3 separate regions of the Homo sapiens genome follow, and regions 2 and 3 are each linked to region 1. The links are chromatin contacts, found by Hi-C or POLR2A ChIA-PET in ENCODE. All regions are on one chromosome and are shown on one strand. The core of a region is the stretch at or near the end of the contact, and the rest is flanking DNA. Distances in the headings are between cores, read along the strand shown. Region 1 overlaps LOC124902693. Region 2 has its middle 12 kb from the start of EIF1AD. Region 3 holds the start of SF3B2 (splicing factor 3b subunit 2).

Region 1 (4,037 bases), core at 1-2,500:
TGAGGCCACATGGTTGCCCGCAGGACAGCTCTAAGACACCATTTAGTTGATTAAAGCAGATGTTCAAACTCTCCTCCAATCCCACCTATCTACTCACAATTTGCATCCCCCCAACCCCCATCAGTCTCCTTTTTTTAAAAAAAGAGATATGCTAGGCCAGGCATGGTGGCTCAGGCCTGTAATTCCAGCACTTTGGGAGGCTGAGGCAGGAGGATCACTTGAGACCAGGAGTTTGAGATCAGCCTGGGCAACATAGCAACACCCTGTCTCTAAAAAAAAAAAAAAAAATTAGCCAGTGATGCGTGCCTGTGGTCCCAGCTAGCTACTCGGGAGGCTGAGATGGGAGGATCGCTGGAGCCCAGGAGGATGAGGCTGCAGTGAGCTCTGATTGTACCACTGAACTCCAGCCTGGGCAACAGAGCCAGACCCTGTCTCCAAAAAAAGAAAAAAGATAAAGAGAAATGCTAGTGGTAAAAAAACGTAACTTAAAGCCTGTACATTCCCCGCAGGGGGGTGTTTATGGCCTTGTATCCAGCTGGCTCTTCCCAGATTCAAAAGCAATTATTCCAAAAGAATGCTTTATGGTTAAAATTAAACCACAGTCCAAAAGCTATTAGAACTGGACTTTGAACAAATGCCAAAGAGGACAGTTATGAACATCTTCTTGACAGAAAAAGAAAGAGACCCACCAGAAGGAAGAAATCTAAAACAAACAAAAAATTAAGTAAAATGTTGAAACCTGTTCAACCACCCTATTTCAGATAGAACGCACTTTTTAACCACATTAGGAAAGCGAAACTCGCCGTGGGTGGGGTGGAAACGCTGCCAGGTCATCCTGTCTAAAGAAACTCTGGTCGCGCCTACCTGAGGGACGTGCGGGCGCGGCTCGGCCCCCACGAGGCGCCCCGACACCGCGCCGGCCGCGCGGCTCCCGCAGGCACAGCGCCCGCCCCGGCGAGCACCAGTGCATCACCCCGGTGACGTGGGTCACCTGCCCTGATGCGTTATTCCGCCGCTTGATGAAGAAACCAGCATTTAGGAAAACACAGAGGCGCACATTAGCGTGCACGAAATCGCCCGAGGGAGCTGAGAGCTGGCGAGGTCACGAGTGCCGGGCTCCGGGCGGGGGGTGGGGCAGGGCGGCGGGGCAAGGCCGGGGCGGGAGCGGCGATCCGAGGCCGGGTCAGCAGCGCCCCCTCCTGGAACGCCGGGAGCGCCGCGCGCGCGGATGCCGCTCTCCTTCCAGCCTGGCGCGCCGCTGCCCCCTATCGGACAAACGCTTTGACCGTTGGCTAAAGCAAGTATCAGACGTCAGCCCCTCCAGGTGGCAAGCACGCCTGGCCAAGCCTCAGTTTCCACATCTCTCAAATGGGAGCGATGGCAACACTATCTACCCTTGCACACCTCAGAGGGTGACCAGGAGCAAATGAAGGAAGCACCGCTCTTTCTTCCTGGGCCGGCCTCGCTGCTTAGGCCCCAGCAAAATCCAGGTCGCCTCCCCGAGGTCATCTTTGTCCCCCGTGTCTGAACTGGGAGCACAGTTATAAAACCAGTCATGTTGTTCTGAGAGTGGCGTCTCTCTTCCAGTAGCTTCGATAACTCCACAAATGTATTTAACATAATTTTCAAAACATTTTTTCTTATAAGCATGTATCATAATTTAGTTTTCCGGCAATTATCCATTCACTGTCTAAATCCCCCACCACACTGTGAGTCCTGGGGATGCAGGGACCTCCCTGTCACTGTCATTGTTGTGTCTCCAGAATCTGCCTAGCACAGTGCCTCCCACACAGTAGGTGCTCAATAAATTGCTGTTGGAAAAATACATGGATGAAGCCTAGGAGCTGGAGGCTAGGCAGAAACAGAAAGGACAAAGTCAGATACGGGGGGAAATCCTATTTCCAGAATGGTATCTCAAGTGACTATTAAAAATGCGGCGCCGGGCGCGGTGGCTCACGCCTGTAATCCCAGCACTTTGGGAAGCCGAGGCGGGCGGATCACGAGGTCAGGAGATCGAGACCATCCTGGCTAACATGGTGAAACCCCGTCTCTACTAAAAATACAAAAAAAATTAGCCGGGCGTGGTGGCGGGCGCCTGTAGTCCCAGCTACTCGGGAGGCTGACTGCAGGAGAATGGTGTGAACCTGGGAGGCGGAGCTTGCAGTGAGCCGAGATCGCGCCCCTGGACTCCAGCCTGGGCTACAGAGCGAGACTCCGTCTCAAAAAAAATAAAAATATAAATATAAATAAATAAATAAATAAATAAATAAATAAATAAATAAATAAAAATTAAAATGAGGCCAAAGGCCGGGTGCAGTGGCTCATTCCTGTAATCCTAGCACTTTGGGAGGCCGAGGTAGGTGAATCACTTGAGGCCAGGAGTTCCAGACCAGTGGGGCCAACATGGTAAAACCCTGTCTCTACTAAAAATAGAAAAAAATTAACTGGGCGTGGTGGTGTGCACCTGTAATCCCAGCTACTGAGGAGACTGAGGCATAAGACTCTCTTAACCCTGGGAGGCAGAGGTTGCAGTGAGCCGAGATTGCACCACTGTCCTACCTGGTGACAGAGTGAGACTCTGTGTCAAAAAATAAAAATAAAAAAGGCCAGGCACAGTGACTCACGCCTGTAATACCAGCACTGGAGGAAGCCAAGGTAGGAGGATCACTTAGGCCCAGGAGTTCAAGACCAGCCTGGGCAACAAGATGAAACCACGGCTCTGCAAAAAATACAAAAATTAGCCAGGCACTGTGGCGTATGTCTATAGTTTCAGCTATTTGGGAGGCTGAGGTGGGAGGATTGCTTGAGCCCAGCAGGTGGAAGCCGCAGGGAACCATGATCACACCACCGCATTCCAGCCTGAGCAACAGAGTGAGATCCTGTCTCTAAATAATAATAATAATTAATAAAATAAAATAAAATAAAAATGAAAGGCCAGGCACAGTGGTGAGTGCCTATAATCCCAGCTACTCAGGAGACTGAGGTTGGAGGATCACTTGAGCCCAGGTGTTCTAATCCAGCTTGGGCAATGTAGGGAGACACCATCTCTATTTTAAAAAGAAAAGAAAGAAAAGGTGGGGATGATGAAAAAGGTTTTTAAATAGAAAGCGGTGGTGGTTGCACAACATTGTGAATGCACCAAATGCCACTGAATTGTAGGCTATAAAATGATTAATTATATGTTATATGCATTTCACCTCAATAAAAAAAATGAAAGGGCAGAATTGTAATATAATCATTATGATCATTCCTGCTTTAGACACTGCAAATACTTGATGAAGTCAACATAAAGAGAATAACTTTTATAGAGTGTTCTACAGTTGACATAAATGTTTTCATATAAATGATTTCATTTGTCCCTCCCAACAAGCCCATTAATTTGCAGACGAGGAAAACAGGATTGCAGATCAGTGGCTTCCTTCCAACAGGTAGGGCACACTCCCCCTCGGGGGCTCTGCCCTTGAGGCTCCCCGCTATGAAAAGACTTCCTCCAAACCACAGCTTCCCCCTCCCCTCTTGCTGGGCTCTGCTTCAAGGGTCACCAGAAGGGCCTTCCTCAAAGAGCGGCCCTCCTCCCCATCGTCATTCTCTCTCCCTTACCCTGCTTGAGTTTTTCTTTAAAATTCTTAGGACATATTATATTGACATTATTTCTTTTTGTCTCCTTCCACAACAATGTAAGCACCAAGAGAACAGTGCTATTTGTCAGTTTTGTTCTCTGTTATAATCCTGACATCTGGAATGGTACCTGACAAATAATAGGTGCTTAATAAATATTGTTAAATGAATGCATTTGTTAAAGGAATAATAACTTTACCATGAACTTGGCCAGATCTTTTGAGGATCCAAGGCTTTTTAGGTCACACCACAAAAACAAAATTACAATATGATGGAGATAAAATACCAGTTGTGAGAGGCCTGTAACAAAGCGCTACCCAGTTCACTGATTATTACCTGCGTGTGCTCCACTTATCCCCCAGGGAGGCACCTGTCTGTTGTATCCCTGGCTCCCAGCATGGTGCTGGACACCTAGTATT
Region 2 (4,057 bases), core at 365-2,864, 170 kb after region 1:
GGGCCGGGCGCAGTGTCTCACGCCTGTAATCCCAGCACTTTGGGAGGCTGAGGCGGGTGGATCACCTGAGGTCAGGAGTTCAAGACCAGCCTGACCAACATGGAGAAACCCCGTCTCTACTAAAAATACAAAAAATTAGGCAGGCGTGGTGGCAGGTGCCTGTAATCCCGGCTACTCAGGAGGCTGGGGCAGGAGAATCTCTTGAACCCAGGAGCCAGAGGTTCCAGTGAGCCGAGATCACGAAGCAAGGAAGGAAGGGAGGGCGCGAGGAAGGAAAGATGTGGCCATAGATCGTGAGTAGGATCGATAAGACAGAACTCCATTGTCGAAAGCTAAATTATGGCAGACACAAAGCGGATGGGAGACCCACATGAAAGAAGGCACTTGGAGCCTTCAGAGAAGAACGCAGGGAGGCAAAACCCCCAAAGGCCTGAAAGCTTCAGCAGTCACTAGAAGGGGAGCTGAATACATGTGCTGAGGGGCCCTGGGGAGACGACCCTTCCAGAGGCTGCAGTTCTTAGGTCTTACCAGCCCCTCCTTGCTGCCCATCTACCAGGTCCAAGGCTCCCTGAATCCTCAGACATTAACTACAGGGGTACCTCATCCTTGTCCAGAGCAGGGTTTCTGGGGGACACAGCCACAGACACCTCCATGTGAGTCCTCCTGCACCTCAATTTGGGTGCTTTCTAACTGAAAGACCAGGGCGGCCAGGCGCGGTGGTTCACGCCTGTAATCCCAAAACTTTGGGAGGCCAAGGCGGGCAGATCGCCTGAGGTCGGGAGTTCAAGACCAGCCTGACCAACATGGAGAAACCCCATCTCTACTAAAAATACAAAATTAGCCAGGCGTGGTGGTGCGTGCCTGTAATCCCAGCTACTTGGGAGGCTGAGGCAGGAGAATCGCTTGAATCCAGTAGGCGGAGGTTGCGGTGAGCCAAGATCGCGCCAGTGCACTCCAGCCTGGGCAAGAAAAGTGAAACTGGGTCCCCCAAAAAACAAAAAAACCAGGGCAGTTCCCCACCACCCTCCAAGCACTGTACTCCAGCTTGTAAATGCTGCTGGGGAGGAAGGCCACTTCTGATCATGCCTTGGTGAGTGAATCCATCTCTGGGGGAGTGGAACTTGTGTTCGCAGTGGTCTACCAGCATCCTAACTGCTGTTGGGGCATGTGGACCCTTTGATTGGACCAAGAATGCAGTTCCCTTATGAGACTGTAACTAGGTTAGATGCTTTCGGGTTCTGTAGCCCAAGGCAAGGTGCTGACTTGCTGGTTTTACGTGCTTAGGGTGACCTCTGCTGGTGGCTTCTCTAAATGTTGGCAGAATACACAGCCAGGAACTGCCGGTACCGTCTCACATCAGCCAGTAGTTGGAGCCACATTGCTATCAGAAGGAAAAGAGTGCTCTTCTCATACAAGAATTATTAAAACAAAGTGATGCCCAATGCTGTTCAAGAATGAACAGCCTGGTCTGGTTAGTAACAAAGGATTCTGGTACTTGGCAACTCATTGTGGATTAGCAAGGGTTAAATAACAAAGTGGGTATTTTAGCGTCATGAGAATCTATCACAATAACTGGAAGAATTGCTGCCAGTACTGGCACCTGGTGTACAGCCCTGGGCACTGCTAGTTCTTTTTTTTTTTTTTTTTGGTTGGAGTCTTGCTCTTGCCCAGGCCGGAGTACAGTGGCGCCATCTCGGCTCACTGCAACCTCTGCCTCCCCTCCTGGGTTCAAGCGATTCTCCTATCTCAGCCTCCCAAGTAGCTGGGATGACAGGCGTGCACCACCACACCCAGCTAATTTTTGTATTTTTTTAGTAGAGACAGGGTTTCACCAGTTGGCCGGGCTGGTCTCGAACTCCTGATCTCAGGTGATCCACCTGCCTTGGCCTCCCAAAGTGCTGGGATTACAAGCGTGAGCTACCGCGCCCAGCCTGTACTGCTAATTCTTCATTCCTCAGTGTCACCAGATGAGGCATACGGCATGCCTCCACACCTCCCACAGGGGCTTTTGGATTCTCTTGCAAATGTCACCAGTGGATCAAACACACGCACAGCATGAACTGCTGGTGGTGTCCGTGGTGTCCTGACTTCTTGCTTCATCAGTGATTTTCTGAGGGCGGCTCCCACTGAGGAAACTGCCCACACTTCTCTGTGTGCTTCTCAGACACAGGTCAGTAGAGATGTTTGGGCCTTGAATGAAGACAAAACCCACGGTTCTGTGGCCCAAGTCACTTTCCTGGGAGACAACTGGGCAACTACTAAAGACGAAGCACCAGGCCGGGCACGGTGGCTCACCACCTGTCATCCCAGCACTGTGGGAGGCCAAGGCGGGTGGATCACCTGAGGGCAGGAGTTCGAGACCAGCCTGGCCAACATGGTGAAATCCCATCTCTACTAAAAATACAAAAAAAATTAGCTGGGTGTGGTGGTGCAGGCCTGTAATCCCAGCTACTCGGGAGGCTGAGGCAGGAGAATTGCTTGAACCCTGGATGCGGAGGTTGCAGTGGGCTGAGATCGTACAATTGCACTCCAGCCTGGGCGACAAGAGCGAGACTCCATCTCAAAAAGTAAGTAAGTAAGTAAATAAATAAATAAATAAAAATAAATAAAAATAAAGCAAACCATGTAAAAAGAAAAAAAGTGCACATGGAATTCGGACAATGGTTGCCTTGGGTGGGACAGCAGAGAATGGGCTGGTCAGGGTAGGATGGGAGGTGGAGTATGTTACTTGGGTTATTGTTAAAGTCCTAGCCTTTATTTTATGGTGGTGGGTTTGAAGCTGCTCACATTATTAAAAATAACCAACCAAATATTTAATTATTCTTGACTTTTAATTTTTTATTGAAAGGGAGTCTCACTATGTCACCCAGGCTGGCCTCAAACTCCTCAAGGGCTTAAGCAATCCTTTCCCTTCAGCCTTTCAAGTAGCTGGGATTACAGGCATGTGCCACCATGCCCAGCCAAAATGTTTAAATATAGGCCAGACTCAGTGGCTTACGCCTGTAATCCCAGCATTTTGGGAGGCCGAGGCGGGTGGATCACCTGAGGTCAGGAGTTCGAGACCAGCCTGGTCAACATGCTGAAACCCCGTCTCTACTAAAATATAAAAATTAGCCAGGCGTGGTGGTGGGCGCCTGTAATCCCAGCTACTCAGGAGGCTGAGGCAGAAGAATGGCTTGAACCTGTGAGGCACAGGTTGCAGTGAGCTGAGATTGCACCACTGCACTCCAGCCTGGGTGACAGAGCAAGACTCCATCTCAGAAACAAAACAAAACAAAACAAAACAAAGAAAGGAAAAAGAAAAAGAACTACAGGATAAACCCAGAGGGATTGGTTTGTTTCCCATTGGTTATGAGAAAAAAACAAAAACAAACAAAAACAAAGGGAGTATAAGTGGGAAATACGGTAAGAGCAGCAATTAATGAAATACCAATACAAAGAATGACAACAAAAAGCTGGTGCTTAGAAAAGACTAATAATGACCTTCTGCCAAGATTGACCAGCTATAACAGAGAGAAGGCACAAATAAACAATATTACATGTAAAAAGGGGGACATAACTTTGGATACAGCCAAGATTACAAACATAAGGCAATCATACAAATAACTTTGCGCCAGTAAGTTTGAAGCCATAGCAAACATGAGAAAATATGGGGGCTGGGTGTGGTGGCTCACGCCTGTAACCCCAGCAATTTGGGAGGCTGCGGTGGGCAGATCACCTGAGATCGGGAGTTTGAGACCAGCCTGGCCAACATGGTGAAACCCCATCTCTACTAAAAATACAAAAATTAGCCGGCCATGGTGGCACATACCTGTAATCCCAGCTATTCGGGAGGCTGAGGCAGGAGAATCACTTGAACCCGGGAGGCGGAGGTTGCAGTGAGCCGAGATGGGGCCACTGCACTCCAGCCTGGGCGACAGAGCAAGATCCTGTCTCAAAAATAAATAAATAAATAAATAACATGAAAATATTTTTCCTTGAAAATATGACTGAAGAACAGAACACCTGAGTAATCTATTACCACTGACAATCTAATTCCAAACCTACCTACCCACCC
Region 3 (4,221 bases), core at 247-2,746, 230 kb after region 1:
TTTCTGTCTTCGTTACTGTCCTTTCCGGGTTTGGCTTCTCCTCTGGGAGTGTGGCTGCAGGAGCCTCCCATAGTGATATTGATGGAAAGGGGAAAGGTCAAGGTTTGGGTAGGAGGAAGAGGACTTCCCACCCAGTGCTAGGATGTGAGCCAACCTTTCTCAACCCAGTCCTTTTCCCTGTCTCTCCCAAACCTCACCTTCCCCCGACCTGGTGCCCCATTCTTTTTTTTTCCCTGTTCCCAGCTTCTTCTCCACTGGGGGCAGTTGGCAAAATGGAGCTGGAGAAAAGATCTGAAGGGGATGTGTAGGGGGAAAATGAGACCATTTCACTTGAGTCTCCCCACTCCCTTTCTCAACACACATAAAAAACACACACAGGCTAGCTGTTGGTGAGAGGGCAGAGCTAGTGGCAGAGGTGGGGAGAGAAACTGAATTGATGGTGTGGGACAGGGAGAGGTGGATGCTAGGCAGGCAAGAATCCCTGCCAGTCTCTGCCTCTGTCTCCAAAGGCCAAGGGGAGTTGGGGTGGGGAGTGGGAGGCAAGGTGGGGCCCCCAGTGCAGGTGCGGCTGAGGGAAAAGGGCCTGAGTTTATTTTTGAGACTAAAAAAGACACAAATGCTTTCACCAGAAACATTGTTCCTTTTTTTCCAGTAATCATTTATTGGGCGCCTCTTGAACGCCAGGCGATGCGAGACTGAAAATGATCAAGTCCCTGCTCACATTTTTGGGATAGAGGTAGGAAGAAAGGGCAAGAAAGACTTAACAAACGGTGGAGATTCGAACGTATTATGGGAGCTCTAAGAAAGGAAAGGAAAGCGGGAGGAGGCTTAGTGGAGAAGACGACATTTGAGCCGGCCTGGAAGGTGGAAAAGGGGGCTTTAGAGTCGCCCTTCCCCCAGGTCGGCAGCTGGAGCTCAGCCCGGGCAGGCCTGCTGCTCTCCCGGCTTGGATCCCCTTTCAGCCCATTCATCCGGGCCTGGGCCGGGGGTGGGCGGGCAGACAATCAGACACTGTTTTATCCCAGGCATCGGCTCCAGCCTCCCGCTTGGCGCCCGCAACGCGGGGCCGCCGGGGAAATGAGTCTCTCGGGACTCCCTGGGAGCGTAAGCGTTCGAGGATCTGACCGGAGGGCCGGGCCGGAAAGCTTGAGAGCCTTCGCTCCCGCAGGTGAGGCGCAGAAAACACTCCCTCGGGGAAGTGCCAGCCCTCCTCGCAGCCCCGCCCTCCGGCCCGCCGCCGGCCTTCGGGGCCGTAGCGGCGCGCAGGGCCCGCAGAGACCGAGACCTGCGCACTACAACTCCCAGGAGGCCTCGCGACCAGACCGCCGAGGGGCCACTAGAGAAAGGTGCGTCTGCGGCGAATCCCGTCGCCCAGCGCACGGCAGCGGGTGTGCCTGAGTGCGCGTCGCCTCCCAACCAGAGAGGACGTGGCATACGGCGCCACCGGAAGTTCCGGCAAGTGGGCCCTGAGGCTGGCCCCAGCTTCCGGGTTGGTCGCGCGCCTTCCTGCGGCTAAGATGGCGACGGAGCATCCCGAGCCTCCCAAAGCAGAATTGCAGCTGCCGCCGCCGCCACCTCCAGGCCACTATGGCGCCTGGGCTGCCCAGGAGCTTCAGGCCAAGTTGGCAGAGATCGGAGCTCCGATCCAGGGTGAGGAACACAGGAAGTCGAGGGGCCTTTACGGGCCTGCGGAGAAGCGGAGCCTGGTTACCCGGGAGACTCGGGTGCGAGGGGCGGAGGCAGGCCGCTGGGGCCTGACCTGGCCGGGCTGGCCTGCCCCATTGATCGTGTACTTTGCCCTGCAGGTAATCGCGAGGAGCTGGTGGAGCGGCTGCAGAGCTACACCCGCCAGGTAGGTGTTGGCGGCGGGACGTCAGGATAGGCCGAGCTTCTCCAGGAGACCTTATATACCCCATCACGGCTCGGTCTTCATTCTTTCTTTATCTCGGCACAGCAAGGCGGAGGCTTGCCCTTTTTAGCTTGTTCTTGCCTTTGCCAGCTTAGTTGTAATTTCTTGTATCCATCTTGGTCCTCTTCAGTGCCCAGCCAGAGCGCTGGCAGACAGGCACTGGGTACGTTTTGTTGAATGAATTGGGAGCGAACGTCGTTTAGTGAAACAGCTAGTTTTGGACTGACCTAGAGTCCTTTCTCTTTTGCAGACTGGCATCGTGCTGAATCGGCCGGTTTTGAGAGGGGAAGATGGGGACAAAGCCGCTCCACCTCCCATGTCGGCACAGGTAGGGAGATTCTTCTGTTTTTTAAGATTCCATCTGCTGATCCTTTTGTAGTTCATGAGCATGATGATTGGGTGTTCACGTGCATGTGTGAGATGTGACACCCTTGCACATTACTCGCCTGACCTGAGTGGGGAAAAAAAAAGATTCCATATGTTCAGGGTAGCCCTTCCTCTCACTTGCAGTTGTTGGGCAGGGAGGTACTGCCATGACAGAATTGTGAGCTCTTCAGTTCTCTCTTTGATGCTGACACTTGCCTCCTTTTCCACTGTCTGCTTCTCCAAAAGCAGCTTGTGGCCGGGTGCAGTGGCGCATGCCTGTAATCCCACCACTTCGGGATGCTTAGATGGGACGATCGCTTGAAGCCAGGAGTTCGAGACCAGCCTGGGCAACATAGTGAGACTCTGTTACTACAAAAAATTTTAAAAATTAGCTGGGCACGGTGGCACGCGCCTATAAAGTCCCTATAAAGAGGCTCAAGGATTGCTGGAGCCCTGGGGTTGGAGGCTGCAGTGAGCTCTGGTTGCGCCACTGTACTCCATGTACTCCATCCTGGGTGACAGAATGAGACTTTGCTTCTTTAAAAAAAAAAGGGGGGAGGTGATGGGGGAGGGGCTGGGAGAGTGTCAGAAAAAATAGCTAATGCATGCCAGGCTTAATACTTAGGCAGTGGGTTGATAGGTGCAGCAAACCACCATAGCACACATTTACCTATGTAACAAACCTGCGCATACTGCACATGTACCCGAAAACTTACAATAAAATAAAATTAAACCAAAAAATAGGAAAAAAAAAAAAGAGGCAGGGCGTGGTGGCTCATGTCTGTAATCCCAGCACTTTGAGAGGCCAAGGCAGGTGGATCGCCTGCGGTCAGGAGTTTGAAACTAGCCTGGCCAACATGGCGAAACTCTCTCTACTAAAAATACAAAAATTAGCTGGGCGTGGTAGCACATGTCTGTAATCCCAGCTACTTGGGAGGCTGAGGCAGGAGAATCACTTGAACCCTGGAGGTGGACGGTGCAGTGAGCCAAGATCAAGCCCCTGCACTCCAGCCTGGGCAATAGAGCGAGACTGTCTCAAAAAAAAAAAAAAGAGGCAGGGCATGGTGGCTCATGCCTGTAATCCCAGCACTTTGGGAGGCTGAGGTGGGCGATCACTTGAGGTCACGAGTTCAAGACCAACCTGGCCAACATGGTGAAACCTTGTCTCTACTAAAAATATAAAAATTAGCCGGGCATGGTGGCAGGTGCCTGTAATCCCAGCTACTTGGGAGGCTGAGGCACGAGAATTGCTTGAACCTGGAAAGCGGAGGTTGCAGTGAGCTGAGATTGCGCCATTGCACTCCAGCCTGGGTGACAGAGCGAGACTCTTGTCTCAAAAAAAAAAAAAAAATACAGCTTGAATACAAGGAAGACTGACTTGTCCTTACCCAGCTGGAAGCAATCACCCTTTTCTTTGCCTGCCCCAGGCACAGTTCCCATGTTCTTTTGTGTGACATCGAGGGCTCCCTGATTTGATTTCACACCCCTTGCGTTTAGTAGTCATTGGGGTTTGCATTGCCCAGATACAGTGGTTCCTGTTTATGTAAGTCCTCTCAATTTCCATGTTCCTTCTGATCCAGGATTTGCCTCATTTTCTCTAAAGCAGTGGCTCTGACCTGGCATCTACTGATCTCTGTGTGTAGGATGAGGAGTCCCTAGATGGCCTCAGAGGCGTCTTTGAGTCTCCTAGAATTGTATGCAGAATCTATATTCAGGATATCTTTTTGGAGAGAGTGGATAGCTTCCTTTGGTTGGTGCCAGAAGTTAACATTCTCATATCTTTATAGAGCTGTGGAGCATTCTCTCTTATGGAGTGGTAACTATGTATCATTTGACTTAGAATTCCAGCTCCTGACTCAAAGTAGATCCCCCAGATATTTGCAGAATGAGTAGATAAATGCTTCCTAGTTTTATGATCATATTTTCTCCACAGCTCCCTGGAATTC

Evidence for each region. A loop is a pair of places that touch in the nucleus more often than their neighbours do. ChIA-PET counts read pairs that join two places held with the same protein, here RNA polymerase II (POLR2A). Pooled maps may share reads with other maps.
Region 2: a loop to region 1 is called in a map of PC-9, with 13 times the contacts of the local background. The contact joins two enhancer-like sites. A Hi-C loop is called at or near these places in 16 of 168 maps with a recorded cell type or tissue (B cell, CD4-positive, alpha-beta T cell, CD4-positive, alpha-beta memory T cell and 11 more), 28 of 37 single-sample maps with no recorded cell type and 29 of 50 pooled maps. POLR2A ChIA-PET finds 5 or more read pairs at or near these places in 10 of 52 experiments (A549, A673, H1 and 7 more).
Region 3: a pooled map shows a loop between it and region 1 (3-fold over the local background). The contact joins the promoter of SF3B2 here to the enhancer-like site in region 1. A Hi-C loop is called at or near these places in 1 of 168 maps with a recorded cell type or tissue (naive thymus-derived CD4-positive, alpha-beta T cell) and 5 of 50 pooled maps. POLR2A ChIA-PET finds 5 or more read pairs at or near these places in 6 of 52 experiments (GM10248, GM12878, PC-3 and 2 more).

What each region holds. Positions count from the first base shown.
Region 1 is chr11:65,817,126-65,821,162 of GRCh38, forward strand. All of the region lies in intron 3 of LOC124902693, which reads right to left. Among named protein-coding and RNA genes, the nearest start is that of SNX32, 15 kb to the right of the region's middle. RefSeq lists a silencer at 887-1,346. Within about 2 kb of position 1,251, at least 20 of the 41 ENCODE cell types and tissues checked have a DNase peak (open chromatin) inside an H3K27ac peak, as active enhancers do; they include PC-3, where a contact is called at or near this core.
Region 2 is chr11:65,987,842-65,991,898 of GRCh38, forward strand. No RefSeq gene overlaps it. Among named protein-coding and RNA genes, the nearest start is that of EIF1AD, 12 kb to the right of the region's middle. RefSeq lists an enhancer at 1,521-1,590. Within about 2 kb of position 1,615, at least 3 of the 41 ENCODE cell types and tissues checked have a DNase peak (open chromatin) inside an H3K27ac peak, as active enhancers do.
Region 3 is chr11:66,050,868-66,055,088 of GRCh38, forward strand. It overlaps SF3B2 (splicing factor 3b subunit 2), which reads left to right and starts at 1,497. Exons shown (of 22, transcript NM_006842.3): 1 at 1,497-1,650; 2 at 1,806-1,852; 3 at 2,160-2,237; 4 at 4,209-4,221. The coding sequence starts at 1,518. It overlaps SNORD13F (small nucleolar RNA, C/D box 13F), which reads left to right and starts at 2,277; the gene lies at 2,277-2,361. RefSeq lists enhancers at 495-1,046, 865-914, 1,535-1,704 and a silencer at 1,115-1,324.